Regions from separate parts of the Homo sapiens genome. Here region 2 is linked to region 1. A link is a contact called in ENCODE Hi-C or POLR2A ChIA-PET data. All regions are on one chromosome and are shown on one strand. Each heading gives the region's core, a stretch centred on a gene start or an enhancer-like site at or near the end of the contact. The rest is flanking DNA. Distances are from core to core; before and after follow the strand shown. Region 1 has its middle 33 kb from the start of LINC02251. Region 2 holds the start of LINC01582 (long intergenic non-protein coding RNA 1582).

Region 1 (6,507 bases), core at 1,874-4,373:
CTGTGGACATTGTGATATATGGATGTGATGCCTGGAGCTGCTGCCACCTTCTTTGCTGTCATACATAACTCTTTTGCTACCTTTTGATAAAAGCAAACAGGTGAAGGATAGCACAGGAGGAGGACAGAATGGACCTGGCTCCTTGAGAACTTTGCTGAGGTGCTGAATGAATCCATCCCTGGAACTTTTCCCACCTCTGAACTATTTTTTGTCAAATAATAAACATCTTATTATTTAAACCATTTTGAATAGTATCTTTACTAACCTGAGGCTAAAAGTGTTCTTATGAATATTCTGGTCTCTCTTGTTAACCTACAGTTTAGTTAATTCATTTATTCACATATATCTAACAAATATGAATGAAGGCTGACCACGTGCCAGACACTGCATCCAGGGCTGAAGACAGAGGTGGTTGGGCTCTCCCTTCCAGGAACTCACAGCTTGGGAAGGGAAACAGACTTTAAGCAAATAATCACAATTCTATATTATACAGTAAAGGAAAGAGATAGTTCCATGGTATTATGGGAGTATCGGGGGCGGCCCTCTTATTTTATACCAGGAGAGCTAGAGGAAATATCCAAAAGAAAGTTGGGCATTGAAGGATAATTATTGTCCTCCAATTGTTAAACATTTACAAACTGTCTTTATTCACTTAGTGTTAATACAAACAAATACTTGAGGCTGGGTAATTTATAAGGAAAACAGCGTTATTCATCTCATGATTATGCTGGCTGGAAGGTTCAAATTTGGGCATCTAGTGACAGCATCAGACTGCATCCACTCACAATGGAAGGTAAAAGGGAACTGTCTGTGCAGAGATCACATGGCACGTGAGGAAACAAGAGAAAGAAAGGGGAGGTGGCAGGGCGGGGAGGTGCCAGGCTCCTTTCAACAACCAGCTCTTGTGGGAACTAATAGAATGAGAACTCACCACCATGGAAATGGCAAGCTGTTCATGAGGGATCCACCCCCTAGAGCTAAATACCTCTCATTAGGCCTCACCTCCAACACTGATGATCAAATTTCAACCTAAGATTTGGAGGGGACAAACTTCCAAACCATGGCACCAACATACTACTGCATGGATTGGTATAGGGCGCAAAGCTTCCAGAAAGGCCTGACTCCTCACTCACCACCCTGCTACATTTCTCTTCCAGAGAGGTGGGCGAGTTCATGCAGAGCACATAGAACTTAAGGATTAGACACTGACCATCTCTCCACAGGCTGGGTGGCTTACGTGAGCATCTTCAACAACGATTTGTGGATACCACGGAAAATTCAGAAGCAGCAGGTTACAGAGCTCACTTCTGATACTGGCTCCTACTTGACACCTGGAGATGGGGCTACAATGATTAAAAAACAAGGGAGCACTCCTGTGCCAATGTCTGGAACACAGCGAATCTTCCTCTCTGCCTTCCTACCCGAGGCTTCTTTCCCAGAACTCACCAGTGGTTCTGGGCTGCTCTGGCTCAGGCACATTTAGTCATCCTTTGGGATTGATACGGGAGCTTCTTGGGCATCTTTTTGTGTCATGGAGTGAGGGGTTAATAGACCCCCTGGGACTCTACGATCAAGTTCCTTTATCTCTTCTTCTCAATTTCTTCAGTTAAAAAAATTTCAGTATCTATTTCTAGGACTTTCAATCCCCCTCCTGCTGTTAAAGTCTTGACCTCCTACATGATGTGAGTTTTTGAACTTACCCAGATCTGCTGTCAATTCGGTTCCTGAGAACTGTGCTATGTTTTCCCCTGGGGCTCTCTCCAGTCTCACTTCTTAACTCTCCTCAAGTTCCCTTTACCACCAACCCTAATAGAAAAGAAGGGATGGGACAGGCCATCCTCTGGGGATCACCAGAATAAGAAACTTCAATCCACAAATGATCAAAGACAATTCACTCTGCAAACGTCTGGACAGACATGAGAAGGAACAAGAATAAAACTACCACTCATCCATTAGCATGCATTTTTTTATGATTAAGGTGTTTATCATAGCAACAAAACTAAAACAAAATGAAAAACGAACCAACCAAGTGTTCAGTAAAAAGGGATGGGTTAAGTAAATCCCGATACATAATTACATCGTAATGCTATGTACCACTCAAAGCTATGATATGGAAGAATATTTAATGGCATAGAACAATGTTCATGATGTATTGCTAAACAAAAAAAAGTTTACAATACGAATCCTACACACACATGCAGGCACATGTGCAAACATGCATGCACACACACAAGTATGCACACGTGCAGACACAGGCATACATAAGTAGCTATGTAGTTATAATATACATAAAGAAAACAAAAGACTGGTAAGAGCCACACATCAAAATGTCAAGTGCTTATCATTACATATGATTTTTGCTAATTTTACTTGATTTTTAATGATCAGATTATATACCATTTTCTTTTTTTTTTTTTTTTACCTTCAAGTTATGAACTATTGTGACATATACCAGTTTTGTTTTGTTTTGTTTTTTTCCCAAGACAGAGTCTTGCTCTGCCACCCAGGCTGGAGTGCAGTGGCCCGATGTCGGCTCACTGTAACCTCTGCCTCCCAGGTTCAAGCAGTTCTCCTGCCTCGCCCTCTGGAGTAGCCGGGACTACCAGTGCAGGCCACCACGCCTGGCAAATTTTTATTTTTGTAGTCAGAGTTTTGCCATTTTGCCCAGGCTAGTCTCAAACTGTTGAGTTTAGGTGATCTACCCACTTCAGCCTCCCAAAGTGCTGGGATTATAGGCATAAGCCACCGTGCCAGGTGCCTGACATATACCACTTTTTAAAGGTGATTTTTTTAAAAAATGAAACTTCAGAGCCGCTCATCCCCCTACTTCCTTGCCTCTCTGAAAAATCTCTTGTGCTTTGAATCTCTGAGCTAAATGATCTTGTCTGCCCCTGGGCTATTGCTAAAGGACAGTGACCTCATTATCAATCACAGAAATCAAGGCACAAACTGCCAGCAGACTGAGCTTTGAGCTCAGAGCTTCTGCCTGGTTCCCTGTGCGTGAACACAAACTACATAACCTCATGTTGGGTCAAGAGAAGCCCACTTTCTTTACTCAGTCATTCTAGACAGCAGTAAGCTGCTTTCTATGCATGATTTCCAGTTACCTTGCAAGACGGTGCAAAACTGACTGCTTGGGCAGGCCTAGGCCAGGTGAGGAGAGAGAACCTTTAGTCCAAACCACATTGTTTACCTCTGATTCACATGCAACAGAGCCTGCTGATCATGCAGAAATGAGTAGTTCCATTACAAGAATTTTCTAGTTAAAAGCTAATCTATGTTTAATTTTAAATTTAATTTCAAATTTTAAAAAATTCAAGAGAAATATTTTAAAAGTTATTTTACACTTTCTTGCCTTGGTAAGCAAATTAAATCTAGTGCATTTATTTTGATGAATACTAATTATAATTAATTCTTCTCCACTCTAAGCGATGCTAATGTGGTGTACAATCTTATACCATGCAGGCCAAAACCCCTTGCCTTTCATGTCTTTTCTGCGTTCATCTCCTCCTTCACTGTTAAGAAGACATTTCATGTTCTGTTTCAGTCAGATGGAGCTGCTATGACAAGATACCATAGGCCAGGCAGATTAAACAACAGAAATTTTTTTCTAGAAATTCAGGGGGTCTAGGAAGTCCAAGGTCAATGTATGGACAAATCTTATGTCTTTTGAGCGATCGCTGGTGGAGACAGTGAGCTTTACTCTTTCTCTTCTTATAAAGACACTGATTTCATTATGGTGGCTCCAGTCTCACAAACTCATCCAAACCTAATCACCTTCTAAAGGACCCACCTCCTCTGCAGGGTAGGGCTTCATCATATGCATTTTGGGGGCTGCAAGCATACAGCCCATAACACCACCTACAGAGGGAAAGTGTTAATTTCTGACCTCCTTTATAATTCTTCACTTTTGATATTATCTTAATTGTGACAACAGAGAAACAACTCCTTAATATTGTTTTAATGGATAAGTAAATAAGTTCTGAATAAATCTTTAAGGTTTTGCGTGTTAATGTTTTCACCTATGGGTTTTTGTCTATACGTTCAATCTGGTTTGGTCAGAATTTTTTTTTTATTATTTACTGGCTTTTGTTCATTCTTCAGCTAAAGTAGAGGATAAATGATCTTCAAACACAAGGTGTCCACCTGTCTTTTAAACATGGACTTTACTGTTGGTTTGCTTTTATTTTTCATCTTTCCTTAAATAAAATAAATGTTCTTCAATGGGAAAATCTGCGTCCCGTATTTGGTCCTCTACTATTCTGAACACAGAGCAGATGCTTGATAAACACTGCGCAACTGGCAATTCACAGACCTCAAAGACTCTTAACTGTGTAGGCCAGACGTGAAGCCATGAAATAATAAATCAAAGGCACAAGTGTGCATAGCAATATGATGAAAAATTAAATTTCTACGAGAAACTATAATTCCTAAAACAGTGTTTTTTAAATCTGTTTATCTGGGGACTCCCTACCAAAGAACTCTAAAAACTGCATACTAAGTGGTGCATTTATAGATGTACTTCTAAAATGTGTCATGGTTAAGTTTACAAAGTTACAGAGAATATGCTTTTTTGATACATTGTAACTATTGACTTTTAAAAATAAAGCTGATCCTTCATTTTAAATATATCTAATAGAATCTAGATATCACGGTGATTAATCCTTCCATCATCCACTTTAAAAATCTACAAACAAGTTCCTCTTAATAGACAGAAATTTCATTTTTTCTTCTTGAACTCTTATTTGTATTCCACTCACTTGGCATAATTTTATTTCTCTAGGTTGACTTATTACAGTTATTGATAGTATACAATACATAGTCTTCATAAAATTTTACTGAAATGCATATTTAATGAGATAAAGTTTTTAAATTTGTTTTACATATTGCTAAAATGGGATAGAATTAGCTTCCAGGGACAGGGCACAGTGGCTCATGCCTGTAATCCCAGCACTTTAGCAGGCAGATCACTTGAGACCAGGAGTTTGAGACCAGCCTGGCCAACTTGGTGAAACCCTGTTTCTACTAAAAACACAAAAATTAGCCAGGTGTGGTGGCGTACACCTGTAATCCCAGCTGCTTGGGAGGCTGAGACAGGAGAATTGCTTGAGCCCAGGAGGCAGAGGTAGCAGTGAGCCAGGATCATGACACTGCATTCCAGCCTGGGTGACAAAGTAAGACTCCATTAAAAAAAAAAAAAGAATTAGCTACCAGTACTATTTTTTACTTTGATAGATCTACTGAGTAAATGTTCTTTATATATGTAAGTAAACAGGAATGAAATGAGTACTGTTATAGCAGTGTCAGTCTTTTTTTTTTTTTTTTTTTTGAGATGGAGTCTTGCTCTGTTGCCAGGTTGGAGTGCAGTGGCACCATCTCGGCTTCAAACCATATGCCAAAATTCACAAAATAATCCATTTTCAAAAAATGTTTTAATGATCTACCAGCTCTCAACTCAATGAGATCCTTCTTCATTGTTGAGATCAGGGAACTAGACTCGAACTACGTGCAAAAGGATGTGTTACCCAGACATTTGCTTGTCAACACCAATAGTTTACAGTTGTCCTTGCTTGGTGCCCCTGAGGGTTTGCCATACTGGATCCGTGCAGCATGGTAAGATTCTACATGGATGATGGGTGGACGATCTCCTGTCTTTTGAACGATCGCTGATGGAGACAGTGAGCTTTACTCTTTCTCTTCTTATAAAGACACTGATTTCATTATGGTGGCTCCAGCCTCACAAACTCATCCAATGTGGATGCAATGTGGGAGAAGGGTGATTTTGAAAGGGGTGTTAGGAGAGGGGCAACAGAAAACACATTCACAGGCAGGTCACTTTGTGAATGGTGCAAGGTTAATTTTTTTTTTTTTTTTTTGAGAGAGAGAGATAGGGTCTTGCTTTGTCACCCAGGTTGGAGTGCGGTGGTGCAATCATACCTTACTGTAACCTTGAATTCCCAGGCTCAAGAGATCCTCCTGCTTCAGGCTTCCCAGGAGCTGGGACTACAGGTGCATGCTACCACCTCTGGCTATTTTTGTTTGTTTGTTTGTAGACATGGGATCTTGCTATGTTGCCATGATAGGCTAGTCTCAAACTCCTAGCCTCAAGCGATCCTCCTGCCTCAGCTTCCTAAAGTGCTGGGATTATAGGCAGGTACCACTGCTCCTGGCTAGTTGATGTGTTTGTTGTTGTTGTTGTTTTTAATCAATTCCTACTCCCTTTGAAAGTTCAGGTGTAGTCCCTTGAGGAAGATCAATGAAGTAGAAACCTTGGAGAAAGCTTCAGGAAGGAATCTTGAGTTGAGCCTAGTGACAGATGAGATTTAGATAAGCAGAGAAGAGTTGGGAAGATTATCCACCTGAGAGGCACAGAAGGAGCCAAGGCCTTGACTGTAGTGTCCTAACGGAAGGTGCCTGAAGAGACTGGCCTGGAAAAACCCACCACTAAACCCTTTGGCTGTCTAACTCTCATCACAGAGTCTACAGAGATAAACAATATGAACATGA
Region 2 (6,320 bases), core at 2,495-4,994, 53 kb after region 1:
TTGAGAAAGGGGTCTATTCAGTGTTTAGAACTGTAATATATACACACAAATACAAAAAGTACAGAAGATAATATAATACACACCATGCATTCCCCCTCCAAAAATGAGAAGTATTGTTTCCACCTCTAAAAATCACAGGTTTACTAACTTCTTCTAAGAATCTAGACAAAGAGGCCTTCTAAGAAATGTTTTCGATGGTGCCACCTGGTGGATTCATCCTAAAAGTGCTATCTGCTCTTGCTCACAATTAAACTGACTTAAGAGGACAAATTCTCATACATAATGAGATATTTGACCCACTAATTTTTTCCCCCAGCTTTCCTTTATTTTCTCTCTAGGCATCCTCAGCCTCCCTTCCATTCCACTACAATCAACTGATCCTTGGAGTTCCCATTTCATTTCATAGCCTTTCTGCTGCATTAGAGCAATTTTACAGCAAGATTTACAACAATGTCAGGAATAAAGAAAACTGTTGTAAAATAGCCATGGACAACATTACAAACTGGCAATAAAATCGACCATAATGCACAGCTGGTATTTATGTAAGCCACCTGTTCCATTTTTAGCTACTCCTGATCCCTGCTTTTATCCCATTCACTGTGCTTTGAAATACCTTTTACTTGTCTCCTTCTCCTCTAAAGGTCTTCAGAACTGATAAGTTCCAGAATTTGCTGAGCCCTCATATTGGGGTACCCTTGCTCATCTATGAGCCCAAAGGCCCAACATGGCTGAACTTTGCTTCCCAGTCTTTGAACTCTGCCAAAACCTGGATATTGAACAGAAGAAAAGTTTCAGCAAAACCCTCATGCAACTGCAAGATACATTTAAATATAAATACATATACTCATCTAAAAAAATTAAACAGTCAAGGAACTATGTACTGTTCACCCACTATGGAGAAAATACTAGAGCCATAATTTGTAGGACTGGTTCCCATTGAATGAGCAGCATCTAAGTATGAGCTTAAAATTTTACACATTATCTCTAATTCATGCAGCAACTCTTCAAGGTTGCTTGAATCAATTACTCACTACCTCTGTGACTTCAGTAAATAATTCTATCAATCTCAGTTTAGAAGTTGGCCTATCAGGGCCAGGCGCAGTGGCTCACGCCTGTAATCTTAGCAATTTGAGAGGCTTAAGTGGGCAGATCACTTGAGGTCAGGAGTTTGAAACCAGCCTGGTCAACAAGGTGAAACTCCATCTCTACTAAAAATACAAAAAAAAAAAAATAATTAGCCAGGCGTGGTGGTGCGTGCCTGTAGTCCCAGCTAGTCAGGAAGCTGAGGCAGGAGAACTGCTTGAACCCAGGAGGTGGAGGTTGCAGTGAGCCAAGATAGCGCCACTGCACTACAGCCTGGGTAGCTCGGTTGAAGAAGAGGAAGAGGAGGAAGAAGGAGAGGAAGAGGAAGAGGAGCAGAAGAAGAAGTAGAAGGAGAGGGAGAGGAAAAGGGAGGAGGAGGAAGAGGGAAAGGGGAGGGGAAGGGAAGGGGAGGAAGAGGAGGAGGAAGAGGAGGAGGAGGAAGAAGGCGGCGGCCTATCAACTGTGTGGAATTGTAGTGAAAATTTAGAGTAGCTGTTTTAACAGGTAAGATTCACCAAATGTTTATTCTGTACTAAGCATCCTTATAGGAACTCTCCACATATTAACTCATTTTATATAGTCACAACCAACCTATGAGATGAGTACTATTAATATGCCCAGTTCATAAAAGAAAGCTGATACACAGACAAGTAACTTGCCAAAGGCCACAAACCCGTAAGTAGCAAAGCCAGGATGTGAACCCCCCCAAAAATCATATTCCAGAGCACTCTGTTCTTCATACAGAGAGATATGACTATTATTTAGATCATTAATTTTTTAAAAATCAAGGAGTGAAGTCAGCATAAATGATGGAAATAAAGACTAACAAAACTTCTGTTCTCCACAGAAACAAGGAGAAAGTTGGCAAAGATTATTAGAATCAACTTTTCCAGAACTCTAGAAATTGACCTCTAGAAATTGACCAAAGACTTGTAGCAACTCAAGAAGCATGTATTTAAGAAAACCAGCCAATTCTCAATAAGAACAGTAAGCTTTGTGGCATTTTACCTTGATTCACTCTCATGCCTCACTTTCCTTTCCTGCAGTGGCCTTGAAAAATGACACCCCACATTCCTGGAGCGGTACTGGAGCCACCAGAGTGAGCAGAATGAAGCTGTTTTTAAAGCCTCATTCCCAAAGATTTGTCCTTTCGGAACTGTCTCGTCAGACCTGTCTGGTAATACTCTGGAAGACTCCACATGCAAGATTGTCTGTATTTGACCTGACTTGGAGATTTACTGGTTTCTGGTATTTACAGAAATCTCTGTCCTATCCTTACTCAACAACCAAGCTAACCAAATAGAGACTTCAGTTGCCACAAGTAACAAAGAGTACAGACTTTGTAGAATTAGTTCAAAAAAATTATTAAATATACAAAACAGCTAAAAAATTGCAGCACCAACAATATACTCTGGGGAGGGAGATAATGATTTTAAGAGGTGTCACAATGTATTATTTTAAGTAGTCATCAACAGAAATTACAAGGCATGTAAAGAAACAAAGTATGGCTCTATAATAGGAAATTAAGCAACTAATAGAAACGGTTCCGAGAAAGTACAGACTTTAGTCTTACTAGAAAATACTTTAAAATTGGTTATTTTAAATGTGCTCCAAGAGCTAACAGAATGTGTGTCTAAACAACTGCAGTAAATTATGAAAACAATGTCTCACCAAATGCAAATATTCACAAAGGGATCGAAATTACATATTTTTGAAAAATTTATAGAAATTCTGGAGTTAAAAAGTACAACTAAAATGAAAATTTCACTATAGGAGCTGAGCACAAAATTTGAAGAAGCAGAAGAGAGTATAGCAAACTTGAAGATAGGTCAATTGATATTATCTAGTTTGAAGAACAAGAAGAAAGAAAATGAACACAGCTTTGGAGGCCTTTGGGACATCAGCAACAAAGCAAGATGTAGATTAGAAGAACTTCAGAAAGAAGGGAGACAGAGAAAGGGATAGAAAGAATATTTGAAGAAATAACGAATCAAAACTTCCCAAACTTGATGGAAAACATCAATCTACATATCTAAGAAGCTCAACAAACTGCAAGTAGAGTAAACTCAAAGAGATACACAGTCAGACACATCATAATCAAACTGTTGAGAGAATCTTGAAAGCACGAGAGAGAGACAAGTCATGTTCAAGGATCCTCAGTAAGCTGATTTCTCACCATAAACCACGGAGGCCAGAAGATACTGGATGACATATTCAAAGAGCTGACCAATGTCAACAAAGAATTCTATGTCCAGCAATATTATCCTTCAAAAATAAAGAAAAAATTGGGACGCGGGGGCCCAGAGCTTTCGGGCAGGCCCAGCCATTGAAACCCGAGACGCGGGGAGGAGCTGTCGCTGCGCTCCGGGAGGAACGAGGGCGGCCCTGGGCCTGGCCAGAGCGGCTCCCCTTACCTGTGACTCAACAGGCGGCCTCAGCCTCCATCCTCGGGCTAGGCTGGCGCCGCGCCCCGCCCCGGAGGCTGTCCCTGTGCCCCTGGCGTCCTCCTCCCTCTCCCATTCCTCCCCAGGGGCTGCCCCCATTCCCCGCTCCCCGGCCCCTTCCCCTCCCCCAGGGTCACCACCCAAGTCTTCCCAGCTACCAACCCCTGGCTCCCCAGAGAGTTTGCAAAGATTGTGGGCTCCACCTTCCCTCCTGATTCGCCACCCGCAGGAGAATTTACTATTTCTCTTTCATTTGTGGGGAGAAGACACCGTTAACGCCCCCACCCCCCGCTCACACGCCCACCCTCGCCGGTGCCCCGGGCCTGAACGCGGCACATCTCAACCCCCTCCCACGCCCCTTCACACTTCTATTATTTCTGTTTCTTTGGACAAGAATCATTTGCGTTAATGATTTTTTTTTGAAAACGTTCAAGTTTCACTCCAGTAAGCTTCCTAGAAGGAAGGAGGAGGTGAGGGAGGAGAGAGAAGGAAGAGGAGGAGGAGGAGGCTTTGGCTGCAGCTGCGGCGAAGGCGGTTTTGGCGACTTTGGCGGCGAAAATTTAGACAGTTGAAAAATAGGCCAAAGCACACTGAACCTGCAGGACATCCCGTAATCTTTTCTGCCCATTTCAAAGTCTTTCCCTGTCCTCACCCAACTATTACAGGCCGCTTTTGCTGAAACCTGACAATGTCATTTAGTAAATGTTCAGCTAGTATTCATTTGAAATAGAAATAACCAACAGCAGGTAATTTCTTCTTGGCCTGTTTCTGCGTGTTATCCAAGGGGAGGTGGAATACAGTGGTGGTTTTAAAATGCCAGCAGCCTAGGAACCCAAAGGCCTCAGCAGCCTGGCACCTCCCCACCCCCCTGCGGCTCTTAGGGGCCGAAAGATTGAGGGTCGTGATCAACTCAGTATACCACTGGAGGCCACGTGAGTAAGCAGCAAACTGTTTCTCATGAGAGCAGGGTGTTGGCAAACTGACAACCTGTGTCTGCCGCCCAGAAGGACTGCTGAGGGCAGTCACCACCCAGGTGCAAGTGTTTAGGATTAGACACAACTGAAGCCTGTTAGTAATGAGAACTTGTGATAATCAAACAGCTGACCAGTCTTAGGGCCTCCTCCCTGCTCATTCTCCCAATGAATGCGAAGGGCTGTGGAAGCTCGGGGGGCTGCCTTCGCTCACTAGAAGCAGGGAGCTCCCTTCTTCCCGGTTTCCCCTTCCTTTAAAACAGATTTTTTTAATCATTTCTACGTTTGTCCTTTCGTTCAGTCCTGTAATGACGGTCTCAAGTAGTAACAATAACTGTCGTAGTGACGGTCTCAAGTAGTAACAGTAATAACTGTCATAGTGACGGTCTCAAGTAGTAATTGTGGCAGTCAGCCACAGACACACAGGACTAAAGGTTCATTAATGTCTGCTGTAAAAATGTAGAATATATTTCTTCAAGGTCTGAAGAAGTATACATTTTTTGATGTACGTTTTTGTCACATTTTTTAAAGTTCTCTTGTTTTTAAAAAATAACATGTATAGGGCCGGGCGCAGTGGCTCACGCCTGTAATCCCAGCACTTTGGGAGGCGCAGGCGGATGGACCACCAGGTCAGGAGATAGAGACCATCCTGGCTAACACGGTGAAACCCCGTCTCTACTAAAAATACAAAAAAAATTAGCCGAGCACCGTGGCGGGTGCCTGTAGTCCCAGCTACTCCGGAGGCTGAGGCAGGAGAAGGGTGTGAACCCGGAAGGCGGAGCTTGCAGTGAGCCAAGATCGCGCCACTGCGCTCCAGCCTGGGCGACAGAGCGAGACTCCGTCTCAAAACAAATTACATGTATAGTGAACAGTTCCTTTAAAATACGTGTGTGTGTGTGTATACAGCATATATAAAGAATAATGAACTGAAAAGTTCCCTGCTTCTCATTCAACTATTTCCAAAGTCAGTATTAGTCAAATACCTTCTTTCCTTTTAGTTTGAGTTTTGTGTCTCACATGAGTAACTTTAAACTACTCCAAAACTAGAAAATAATTCTTCTAAATTTACCTCCAGTACTTTTACTGTCTTGATTTTCAGATTTGAATTTTAATCCAATCATAATTCACTGACCTATATGGCATAAGGAATGGATCTAGCTATATCTCATGGTTCCCACACCATTAAATGGTATATTCTTTCTGCTACTAATTTGAATTATCTCTTTAACTATATATTAAATTCTCATACACATTCTAGCTATTTGATTGACAGTTTTCCTATTTCTACAACAATATTGCACTATTTTAATTACCCTAGCTTTTAACATATATTTGGATATCTGGGAAGGCAAGCCAGTTGCATCTAGTCTTTTAACATTGGTTTGCATTAACATTTTTAAAGTTTTGAACCTTCCCATTACAGAACATGGCATCCTTTCATTTATTCGGGTCTTCTATGTTTTTTTTCCTAAAGTTCCAGGTTTTTTTTCTTTTTTTTTTTTTTTTTGGAGACGGACTTTCGCTCTTGTTGCCTAGGCTGAAGTGCAAAGGTACAATCTCCGCTCATTGTAACCTCCGACTCCTGGGTTCAAGCCATTCTCCTGCCTCAGCCTCCCAAATAGCTAGGATTACAGGCACGAATCACCACGCCCGGCTAATTTTTGTATTTTTAGTAGAGAACAGGGTTTCACCACGTTGGCCAGGCTTGTCTGGAACTCCTGACCTCAGGTGATCCACCTGCCTCGGCCTCCCAAAGTGCTGGGATTACTAGCGTGAGCCACCGCACCCCGCCAGTTCCACAGTTTTCCACAAAGGCATCTCA

The links. A loop is a pair of places that touch in the nucleus more often than their neighbours do. ChIA-PET counts read pairs that join two places held with the same protein, here RNA polymerase II (POLR2A). Pooled maps may share reads with other maps.
Region 2: POLR2A ChIA-PET joins it to region 1 with 13 read pairs in BJ. The contact joins the promoter of LINC01582 here to the enhancer-like site in region 1. A Hi-C loop is called at or near these places in 5 of 168 maps with a recorded cell type or tissue (adrenal gland, endothelial cell of hepatic sinusoid, endothelial cell of umbilical vein and 2 more) and 5 of 50 pooled maps. POLR2A ChIA-PET finds 5 or more read pairs at or near these places in 2 of 52 experiments (BJ and MCF 10A).

Annotation. Positions count from the first base shown.
Region 1 is chr15:98,032,713-98,039,219 of GRCh38, forward strand. No RefSeq gene overlaps it. Among named protein-coding and RNA genes, the nearest start is that of LINC02251, 33 kb to the left of the region's middle. Within about 2 kb of position 3,124, at least 3 of the 41 ENCODE cell types and tissues checked have a DNase peak (open chromatin) inside an H3K27ac peak, as active enhancers do.
Region 2 is chr15:98,085,009-98,091,328 of GRCh38, forward strand. It overlaps LINC01582 (long intergenic non-protein coding RNA 1582), which reads right to left and starts at 3,745. Exons shown (of 4, transcript NR_120325.1): 1 at 3,690-3,745; 2 at 614-766.